Regions from separate parts of the Mus musculus genome. Here all the other regions are linked to region 2. A link is a contact called in ENCODE Hi-C or POLR2A ChIA-PET data. All regions are on one chromosome and are shown on one strand. The core of a region is the stretch at or near the end of the contact, and the rest is flanking DNA. Distances in the headings are between cores, read along the strand shown.

The links. Hi-C counts contacts between places; a loop is a spot of excess contacts on that map. ChIA-PET counts read pairs that join two places held with the same protein, here RNA polymerase II (POLR2A).
Region 1: POLR2A ChIA-PET joins it to region 2 with 48 read pairs in embryonic stem cell. The contact joins the promoter of Eif3a here to the promoter of Nanos1 in region 2. POLR2A ChIA-PET finds 5 or more read pairs at or near these places in 4 of 5 experiments (Patski and embryonic stem cell).
Region 3: POLR2A ChIA-PET joins it to region 2 with 18 read pairs in Patski. The contact joins the promoter of Dennd10 here to the promoter of Nanos1 in region 2. A Hi-C loop is called at or near these places in 2 of 37 maps with a recorded cell type or tissue (T-helper 17 cell and gastrocnemius). POLR2A ChIA-PET finds 5 or more read pairs at or near these places in 3 of 5 experiments (Patski and embryonic stem cell).

What each region holds. Positions count from the first base shown.
Region 1 is chr19:60,789,078-60,792,555 of GRCm38, reverse strand. Eif3a (eukaryotic translation initiation factor 3, subunit A) reads left to right here and starts at 1,863. Exons shown (of 22, transcript NM_010123.3): 1 at 1,863-2,087. The coding sequence starts at 2,039.
Region 2 is chr19:60,753,988-60,757,911 of GRCm38, reverse strand. Nanos1 (nanos C2HC-type zinc finger 1) reads right to left here and starts at 1,925. Exons shown (of 1, transcript NM_178421.3): 1 at 1-1,925. The coding sequence starts at 1,646. The coding sequence ends at 843.
Region 3 is chr19:60,809,373-60,812,874 of GRCm38, reverse strand. It overlaps Dennd10 (DENN domain containing 10), which reads right to left and starts at 1,320. Exons shown (of 9, transcript NM_026437.4): 1 at 1,202-1,320. The coding sequence starts at 1,256.

The DNA of each region.
Region 1 (3,478 bases), core at 614-3,113, 35 kb before region 2:
GTTTATGTACAATGTGTGTGCCTGGTGCTTGTAGAGGTCAAAGGTGTAAGATATCCTAGAACTAGAGTTATGGATGGATGGTTATAAACCATCTTATGGATGCTTAGAATCAAACCTGGATTCTCTCTTCAGGAGCAAAAAGTGCTCTTAACTGCTAAGCCATTTCTTCAGCTTCTATTTTACTATTTTTTGTTATGATAATGGAGTCGAGAATGTGAGAAAGCCTTTTCTGATATTTAGGCCAAGTTTCTTTTTATTTTACTGCTTGAGTCTTTCTTTAGCCTATGAAGTAATTTTTATGTAATTAAAAACTGCATGAAAGAACTATTTGCTCTTTATGTTTGGCTTTTAAAATTTGACTTAACTATAATATACACAAAGAAACCCTTTGATCATGCCCATAAAACAGTTGGTAAAGCTTGTAAATACTGGATGCTCTTTTACACCAATCCTGTCCGGGTACTTGTTTTGGAAGGTGAAAGTTCATGATTTAGCATGGTCTAAGCATTCTGGAGGAAGAACTCTTGAAATGAACTTTAACATATTTTTTATTGTTTTTAGTGTGCCCTGTATCTTTGAGTGGGTATGTTCATGTGAATGCAAGTGTTGGGTAAGCCAGAGATGATAGATACTCCAAAACTAGAGTTATAGGTGGTTATGAGCAGTCTGATGTGGCTGAACTAGAGTGCTCTGCAAGATTAGTATCTCTTCAGACCTTTAAATAGCTTTAAAATATTTCTCATTAATTTGTTTTTCGAGAAAGGTTTTCCTCTGTGTAGCTTTGGTCTATAGAACTCCCTGTATAGACCAGGCTGGCCTGGAACTAACAGGGATCTGCCTGACTCTGCCTCCTGAGTGCTGGGATCAAAGGCCAAAGGCGTAGATTCTCACCACGCTCAGGTTTTATTTATTTTTTAAGGTTTCCTCATTCATTGACACAGTATCTCATTAACTCACATGTCCCATACTATTGTAAAATATGTAATAAACTTACAATAATTTATTCTTTTCTTCCTGAATTTTCTCTGAACCTTTGTGTGGTGCCAGGGATTATGGAGGCCCCTGTGTGTGCTAGAGGAGCGCTCAGCCACTGTACAGCCACAGCCCTGAACTCAAGTTAATTTCCTACCAAGAGCCTAATAATTCGACGCGGTTTAAATGGCTTTCAAGCTCTAAGCATAGTAATTAATCTGTGAACACTACATTTGTTAGGTAGCAATAAAAGACATGGCTTGCAATAAGCCATTTCTTCACCAACACATTTCTTATATTTGTTTGTGACGTGAGCTGTATGTAAAAATCGATGACACTCGCGTATTTTCAAATATACAAGCCAGGTTCCTGGGTCTTCTACTCCCCTTCTTTCGGGAATCCTTGGGACACTAACCCTAGGAGGATACCAAATAACTCTGTTTATTATTCGTTTGTTCCCTCCCCTTCCTTGTCAATCAAGTGACTGGTGACCTATTTTTCAGGGATGAACACCACTGGCCAGCGATACGGGGTCAGCACTTCCGTTCAGTATTTTCAACCTTTCCAGGAGAGGTCCCGGCAGAGGCGATGCGACCCTAACGCGGCCTGCTTCCGCGCACGTCATTTTGGCTATGACTGTGTAGACACTGCCTTTTCTCGTCGCAGATCAGACCGCAAATTTCCCTTTCCCACTCTGTGTCCGCGGGGGGCAGAGGTGGTCGGAGAAAACGGTCCCGAAGGTTCCCTCCCGCAACCAAAGAACACCACAGCTCGCGCTGCTCGGCACCCAGCGCCACGTCAGCCCGCGCTCGAGACGCCAGCGCGCCTGCGCGCGGAGAAAGGCGGAACATGCGCAAAGGCCTGCCTCCTACATCCGGGGCTCGGGCGGCGGCGCTGCCGCCGCGAGGGAATCACGTGGTTCCTTCCTTTCCGTCTCTGGCCGGCTGGGCGCGGGCATCTGCTGGCGAGGCGCGTGGAAGCTCGCGCTAGTTCCCCTCCGCCTTCTCTCCCGGTCCAGGCCACTAGGGAGTTCGCTGACGCCGGGTGAACTGAGCGTACCGTCAAGATGCCGGCCTATTTCCAGAGGCCGGAAAATGCCCTCAAGCGCGCCAACGGTGAGTAAGGCAGCGGGTCGCGCCGCGCAGGGCCGGCCCGAGGCCTGGGAGTTTCGAGGGCCTCCGCCTGCTGCCCGCAGCCCGGGCTGTGGAGGCCAGTGGTCACGGCCGCCGCCACCGGGCCGCGTCTGCGCACGGCCTCCCTACTCAAGCGGGCCGCGGCGGAAGGCGCGGATCAGGAACCGTCGCTCTGGTGTGTGTTGAGTGGCTGCCGCCCGAGGCTTGCGTCGCAGGGCCACGGCCCAGCGGGTCAGGACTCTCGGGTCTTGCGATTCTTCGCTACGATCGGCCTTCTGCTGGCTTTTCAAACCCGCGGGCTGCTTGGGAAGCCCCGCGCTCCCTGCCGCCATCTGGGAGTGCCGGGAGGAGGAAACATGGCTCCCTCCCGGGGACAATGCACGCGAGAACCTCCGCTCCACCTCCCGCCGGGGTCGGGAGCCGGCTAGTCTACCTTCACTCCACCTCTCGGGCACGTCTGGTTCCTGATCCCACGCGGAGGCCTTCTGGGTCAGGGTCTACTTCCCTCACTACTAGTTTGCACTTCAGGCCTCTGCTCCATTAACTTGTTTCCTGTGGTGTCCTCCCCCCCACCCCCCGAAATGATGAGGGTCATTTCGAAAGTATTTCGAATCCAGTAAAGTTAGTATTCTTTAGGGATTTAAAAATGATCTACCCAGACAAGCCCTAGAAAGAGTGATTTCCCCAAGGTCACTTGGGAGTGTCAGAAAACTAAGACCAAGGTCTCTTGATATCCAGATCAGCTTTTTGTTTTTTGTTTTTTTGTTTTTCCTCCACCGCAGAGCCACTGAGTGCTATTTCTATTTCCATACGTGTGCTTAATTAAGCCTAGTGCTTGCAGGAAAGACTTGCCCGGATCTCTGACATTGTGTCGTGGAAAACTCGTGTGCGCATATCTGATCTGACCTTTAAAAATTGCTTTTTATTTTTTAAAATAAAACCTGATAATTCAGTATTTGTGCCCTTTTCAACCCTTCCAGTCCAAACTGGAAAAATAAACCATGTATGTTGCAGGTTTTTGTTTGGCAAGCTTGTTAGAAGTGGAAGTTACATTTTGTGAAAAGGCCATTTGACTCAAAACTTATAATAAAAGAATACTGCTGATAATTTTCAGGAATGAAGATGTGTTGGTTACATACATTAATATTTTTTGTGGTTAGGAAGCAGTCTGGAGTAGAATAATAATGCACTGTGGGTCACCCAATACCTCTAGTACTAATCTATTATTGAAAATAGAACTAGCTAATTTAGGACTTTTAATGTTTTGAAACTTAGAATTGCATTGTGCTGTAGAAAATGGAATTGGATAGACTTACTAGGTATAGCTATTAATATATGTTTAAGTTGTAACATTTAGCAGCAGTTACCATAGT
Region 2 (3,924 bases), core at 676-3,175:
AACACTGCTCTAAATAGGTTTCCTCCTTTCTGAGGAGGAAATGTCTTAGCATCAGACACAAAGAATTGGACCATCGGGGTAGTGCATAGAGAAAATGCTAAGCAGGAGTTACTGGGGAGATTAATGGATTCATAATACTGTCACTGTATAAATACACGTCTCTCAAACAGCACCGTTTCCAAATATGTACACGATATGATTAAGCCTTGGCACAGTTAATTTTAAGGATTGGAAAGACTACTTGCTAATTCAGAATATCTGATGCATAAAAGGATAAGGAACTGTATTCTACCTGCTACAGATTGTGCCTTTAAGCCTCCCATCTAGGACAGAAACAAGCCACGAGGAAGAACACCCTCTCAATACTGGGAAGTGCACTAAGTTGCTTTACCTGCAATTAGAATGACAAACTAAAATAAATTAATTGCATCAAACAATAAAAGTCATTTTGCCGACATTCCATACAATTGTTAGTTTTACACTCAGTTCAGAGGCTATTAAAAATACTTTAGACGTTATAAAGTGCCTCCATTCATAAAACGAAACATCCAAGATGAGAGACAATTTCATACGGTTGCGCACCTAAACTAGGCCGACGTATACAGTAAACAGCGCCTCATTCACCGCAACTCAACCGGTGGTACACCCGCTCAGCCCTCACCGTTCTGGATGCGCGTTTTAGAAACTAGGGACAAAATTCAAGATTTCAACGTCAGAGACCGACCACTCCACAAGAAAGTGCTGCGCTCCTGCGGCTTCCGTAAAATCAAGACGACTTCCCAAATTGAGGCAAGGGAGAGGAGCGCAGGTTTCAGGTGTACACAGCTTGATGCAGCCCGCTCCTAGCGCAGCTTCTTGCTGGGCAGGCTGTCCCTGTTGCTGCGCGGCGGCGGGCGGACGGTGGGCGGTGGCACTTTGGAGAGCGGGCAATACTTGATGGTATGTGCGTTGTCGCCGCTGGCGCCGCACAGGGGGCACGTGTAGCGGCGCAAGACCGGGCACAGCACCCGGCCGTCCGGGCCCTTGAGGATGTGTGTGGTGTAGAGCGCCACCGCCTCCTTGTTGTTCCGGCAAAACACACACACCTGAAGCTCCGGTTTCAGCAGACGTGCGGCGGTCGCCCCGGAAGCCGCGTGCAGACGAGGCTCGGCAGCCCACGCAGGGCTTGGCTCTTCGCGCGGCGTCACTTCGGCCGTGGATGCGGCGGCGGCGGTGGTGGAGGCGGTGGGCGCGCAGCCCAGCAGAACCGCGGCGGCGCGCCCTGCAAACGGGTTCAGCTCAGCGAAGCGCTCCTCCAGCAACCCGGGCTCAGCGGGGCCGGCACACAGCTCTAGTGCGCGCAGTTCCAACGCACCGCCCAGGTAGCGGCCCCCGGCCTCCGGCTCTTCGCCGTCATCGTCTTCATCGTCCTCGGGCGGCCCCATCGTGGGCCCCGCCGCCGTGGGCCCGGGCCCCTCATGCGGGGAGCCGCGGTCGCTAGCCCTGGTGATGAGCGTGGCAAGCCCCAGGTAGTCGTTCCAGGAGCTGAAGGGCTGCGGGTGCACCGGGCCCGAGGCGCTCACGTAGCGGGCGCTGGGCACGAGCGCCATAGGCGCGGGGGCGCGGGCGCGGCGGGGCGAGCGTGGCGCCCAAGGGAAAGCCTCCATGGGCCGGCAGCGGGCCGCGCGCCTCCCCGCCGCCGCCGCCGGCAAGGGCCAGACGGAAGGGACGCAGGAGCTTGCCCGCCGGCCTGCCGTGGGGTAGGGCAGCCTTGCTTCCTTTTATCGCTCCCGCTTTCTCCTGTGCCCCTCCTCGCTGTCTCGGCCCTGCCCCCTGCGATCCTCCGCCCGGGCCACTGCGCCCGCGCCCCCGGACGGAGGCGGAGCGGAGGCGGGCGCGCGCTCTTCTCCAGCCCCGCGCGTTTCCTGCGCCCCGTGCGCTGCGCCCACCTCACCAGCTGCGGGGCGCCTGGCATCCTGCGAGGGGGCGGGTGAGGCGCCGCCTCGGGCCCTGGCGCTCAATGGCTGCGGACCTGACTCCGCGGGCGCCGGTCGGGACGCTGATTGGTGGCGATCGGGGAAGGGGCGGGCGGCGCTTGCTGGGAGGGAATGGCTGTGCAGAAAGCGACTGAATGAGGCGGTGGCTGGGGCTTGCTTTTGCACGAGCGTGGAGACCTCAGCCGGTAACCCAGCTTGGGTTTTTGTTTTTGTTTTTTTCACTGCGGGGTATTGAGGATGCCAATGGCACAGATCGCAATGAAGCAACTGGGATGCACTTGCATCCACTTGCAGGTTTGGCTGGACCGGGTTTATGGTTTGAAGCTACCACTTTCCTTTTTATCATCATCAGCAAGAAAAGCTGGGGGAGGCAAGGCTAGGCGCTAGCTCCCATCAGAGCCCAGCTAAAGACCCAGTGACTTCAGTTGGCACAGCGCTCTGGAGCACTTTCCACAGGGTGAAGTCCTCCCACAAACTTTGAGGCTCAGGGAGGAAGCTCACGATTTATATAGTTTATATGGTAGTGAGTAGTGGAGGATCAAAACAGGTCCAACAGGTGTTCAGAAATTGGGGCCGTAGGCTGTTCACTTACTTAGGTTAGGTGGAGGCTACAACTGGGCTAGAAATTCTTACTACGGACCAGTTTGTGTGAAGCTCCTCTTCAGGGTGCTTATATGGAAATCTAGGGTCTGTGGAACTTGAAAAACAGCATATTCAATGCTTTGAAACAGATAACATTTTCTCTTTTTGGTAAAACCCTGGAAAATAAAGGACTTACTAGGAGGGAAAGAAGTAGTCTTGCTCTTCCCTGGAAAAGAAGCAACTTAAAGTGATAAACACCAACAACCTCAAAAAATAATTTGAAACTAGGAAAAGACACCGAGGACTCTTCTGGAATGTGACCTAGGATGAGGGTCAGAAAATGCTCTGCAGAGGAGAGGGCTGATCTAGCTTTCCCACTCTGTACCGTACAGTGTCAATGGAAGCAAGGTGGTAAGACCTCTCCTCTGATGCTGTGAGTTTTCTTTGGGTGGTAGGTCACATTCACATGTTTTGGCTTAGATTTTTTTTTTTTTTTTTTTTTTTACAAACCTACTTCAATAAAGGTTCTTCAACACATCAGGCTACCTTATAGCCTACCAAAGGTAGGGGAGGAAGAACGGTTAATAGGACAAGGGGGTCATGGACCTGTTTAGAAGTAGTTATTCCGACCTTTGTTGTCAGGATATCAGCAGTCCAGTTCAATAGTGTCACCAAACATGAATCAGTAGCTGCAGACCAATCCAGAAGAAACCATGAGGCTCCAACAATGGGCGTGGGTCCATGGAAGTGGCAGGAAGCCGCCAAAATATGAGGGTTTTTTTTTTTTTGTTTTTGCAAGTTACTCTCTATGAAGTCACGAAAAGTGAAGATCAGCAAAGAAATCACGCCAATGTCAGAGCATTGTCAGTGAAGACCGGCATCCGCCAGCAAAGTCCAATGAAGGCCAGTAAGGCAAACCAATGCCACAGTGTGTCTGTTGGGTTATACAAAGGATGCTCAGAATTTGGTTCTGGTTTGGGTTAGGGTTAGAATGAATGTGCGGGTGAAACAGATCACTTGTAAGAGGGATCTTTGGGATCATCTAATTTAGTCTTTACAGGTGAAGAAAATGAGGACACCCCTCCCCCCACAAGAAGAGATGGAGTTCTTGAAGGTCAAACAGTGACTATGTCACGGTTAGAATCAGGACTCAAGGCAGGCGACCACCCTGAACACCACAGCACAGAAGGTTTTTTTAGGCTAAGTTTGTATTTACATCGGTGCGTAGCTGGAAAGAAGTAAGTTGGAATTGTGCGGCTTTGCTTGAGCCTATAGCCTTGTGATTTTTCCACCCAGCCTCTTTGTTCCCTGAAATACAATGACTCTGTGACTTCTTATATAAGAGTAAATGCCTACACCAATAATT
Region 3 (3,502 bases), core at 71-2,570, 56 kb before region 2:
TTAATTCTGAAGTGCTGACAGGTCCAAGATGCCTGAGGTACATAGGTTTTGTTTTCAAGCAATTTAAAAATCACATTAGATGCCGGGCGGTGGTGGCGCACGCCTTTAATCCCAGCAACTTGGGAGGCAGAGGCAGGAGGATTTCTGAGTTCGAGGCCAGCCTGGTCTACAAAGTGAGTTCCAGGACAGCCAGGGCTATACAGAGAAACCCTGTCTCGAAAAACCAAAAAAAGAAAAAAAAAAAGAAAAAGAAAAAAAGAAAAAAGAAGAAGAAATGAATACAAGAGGACTAGAGATAGCTCTGCGGTTAAGAGCACTAGCTGTTCTTTAAGAGGATTGGGTTCTATTTCCGGCACCTATATGAGCTCCAGGTCCAGAGGATCTGATGATCTCTTCTGACCTCCACTGGGAAACAAGGTGCACAAACATACAGTCAGGCAAACATTCACACCAAAAAAATTTAAATTTTACACAAAAAGAAAAAGCGAGTACAAGATAAAGACACTTCTTTGAGCTCCTGAAAAATAATAACAGCAGATCTTTGGTAAGCCTATGCAACACGATTGCACTCTGCCAGGAACAGTAGTGTCCTACTTGTATTAATTAGAACCTCAGGAGAGAGACTATTCAAAGGAATTCATAAAGGTTCATTCATTCGTGCCGCGCGTTGCTATCACCTACCACCTGCTTGGGCTGCCAACGGTCACGCACAGTTGGGACTATAAAAGATACCTATGAATTTCCTCCATATGAATTCCTATTAAGTAGCTGGGGTCCCATATGTGACCAAGAAGGAACTCCAGAGCCATCAGGATCAACTGACACGAAGTTCTCTACCGTGGGAGTAGGGGCTCGGGATGACCCTGCACGGGTTTCAACATCGGTTCTGCCAGTTCCTGGCATGTCCTGCCAATGGCACTCGGGGCTCCCTGGGTGTCACCCATACTCCCGGGGAGCCGCAAACAAACGCAGCCGGGCCCTAGCTCTCCAACCCATAGTCCCAAAGCAGGCGGTCAACGGGAGTATCGAGCCCCGCCCGCCCGCCCGCCCGCCCGCCCGCAGGCCCCACGTCAGCCCCGGCGGGAGGAGGCCGAAGTCCTCGGCCCAAGTCTAGCCTCTCCCTGGCGAAGCAGCCCGGGGGATCCCAGAACCCAGGCGGAGCTGCGGCATGGCCTGGCAGACAGAGAGCCTGCGTCCTCACCGATCAGCCCGACTCCGAGCATCAGCTGGGTGTCCATTGCCACAACCGCAGCCATCTTCCGCCGCTACCCTGGGCTCCGCACTGCAGGTCCCACCCCTCCTCTTGGCCACGCCCATAACAAGTCCCGTCCCTTCCGGCAGGGTGCAGCAGGCACTACAGGTGCCGCCCCAGGCTTCCCTCTCCTGGCCAAACTTCCTTCTTGCAGCCTTTCTACGCTTAGGTCCTTGTTCGTTTGTCTAGTACCTTAAAGATCTCCAGTGAAGTGTCCGTTCACTGATTACAAAGACAAATAATTGGAGACCTAATATGTGTTGCTGCTCTGGAGGGAAAGGGTCCCCTATAGAAATGTTAGTTTCCCCAATCCAAGTGTAACAGCACCGCTCTGGCAGGCGATGATGTCCCCAGCTTGATCTGCTCTGAGAGGTATCCTGGCAATCCTTTGGAGCCTCCAATCCTGGGAGCCAAAAAGCACAAAGTCACATCACACAACAAACCTCACGCAAGAGATTTAATTAGGGGGAGGAGGTGAATCCAGGAGGGGCAGCAGCCTCTATACAGCAGGAAACTGAGCAAAAGACAGGGTTTATACAGGGTTTTTTGGGAGACTGGGCTTTCCAGGGTGGATATTGGTAGGATTTCAAATCTTGAGTTTAGGACTAGCTCGGGGATTGGTGGGAATCCATTCCTTGGCCCTGTTCTTAGGCTAGGGGTCAAGTCAGGGTCAGCATTCTTTCCCAGACTCAACTTCCTAAAGTCATGACCTTGAAAGTCAGGATTTCAATACATTAGTTTAGAGGGTGTGGAGGTCAAGCATGTAACAGTTAAAATACAGAATTCATTTATAATAAGGATGCTCTAGGATGTTGCAGGACATTTGATCACACTGTGATCTCCAAGATTGTATTATTTACTAGAAAAAACAACAACAACAACAACAACAACCAAAACCTGTTTCTATTTGTGGTGTAGCTCAGCCCTTAACACACACATTTAATCTCTCTGGCTGGAATTCAGAAACACCCTTAGTAAACACTTTAAACCCAAACAAGGAAGGTTAGTTTGTAGAAGGAAGCTCCCATGTTTAAAAGTGATGTCTAGTTGAGTGGTAGACAAAGTGAAATCAAAGATTTGACAGAACAGGATATTCCCAACTCTCACAAGAAGAGAGAGGAAAAGGAAGCTACTTTAGGGGCAGTGGAGAGAGAAAGGAAGGGAGAATTTTTACTGGGACAGTTGTACAGAGATGTGTTGCAGAGAGAGAACAAGCTAGACACAGGTGAAAACAGACTGAGCCAAAAAATGAGAAGGAGCCAGAAGATTAGAACATACTGCCAAAGTTAGTATTAGGCCAAACAGAGCAATTCAGGAGAAGCCAGAATCTGTCAGCTTGTAGAGGAGTTTGAACTAGCTAGCCAGAATTCAGAAAGAACTAGAAAAGGTGAGCTTATTCAGCAGTAAGCCTCAGAGGCTGAAAACATTCTAGGCAGAGATAAGATTGTACAGAGGCTAGAAGCTTCCAGGACTAGGCCCAGATTAACAGACAGAGGCAGCAAACCACCGATAGTTACTACAGGCGAATAAAAGATACATTTACACTAGGATTTAATGTGAAAGATAACAGCATCACTGCAATTGCATTCTGATTTTGTGGCAGTTCATAATGATTTTCTGGAAACTGAGTTTAATTGTGTAAAAAAATATAATGAATGAAGCCTTTTGGAAAGAAGATTAACAGTGTCTACAGAAATAGAAAAGTGCAAACCATTAATTTATATTTTTGTTGTTGCTAAAATAGCTCTGTCTAATTGGCCCTAGCTAGCCTTGAACTCAAAATCCTTCCATCTGAAACTCCTAAATAGCAGGAATTTCAGACCTGTACCACAGCACTATGCTTCCAGCATGCTACTTTTAGGGAATATACCAAGCTGTCTTTGAGCAACAGGTCAGAGCTGAATTTCAAGGTCCATCATTCCACACACAGGATTTTAGGGATTGAAGAAAGCACCAAATGAATTAAGTCCTGAGGGAATGTGTATTTTGAAATGAGAAAGTTCTGTCAAAGACTCCAGGACCAGGTGGCACATGGGAATTTGGCAAAGTTGTTATCCTTATGAGATAGGCTTAAGAGGGAGGGAAAACCTTTCCTTATGAATGTTTATGAGCCATTAATCTCTAGCAATTGCATCTTCCTGCTCCCTGATCTTTGTAGCATGAGACTGATGGCCTAGAGATAACCTCCTACAGAGACTAGATATCCCCTTCATCAATGTTGTACCTAACAGATATACTGAGGTTCAAGGG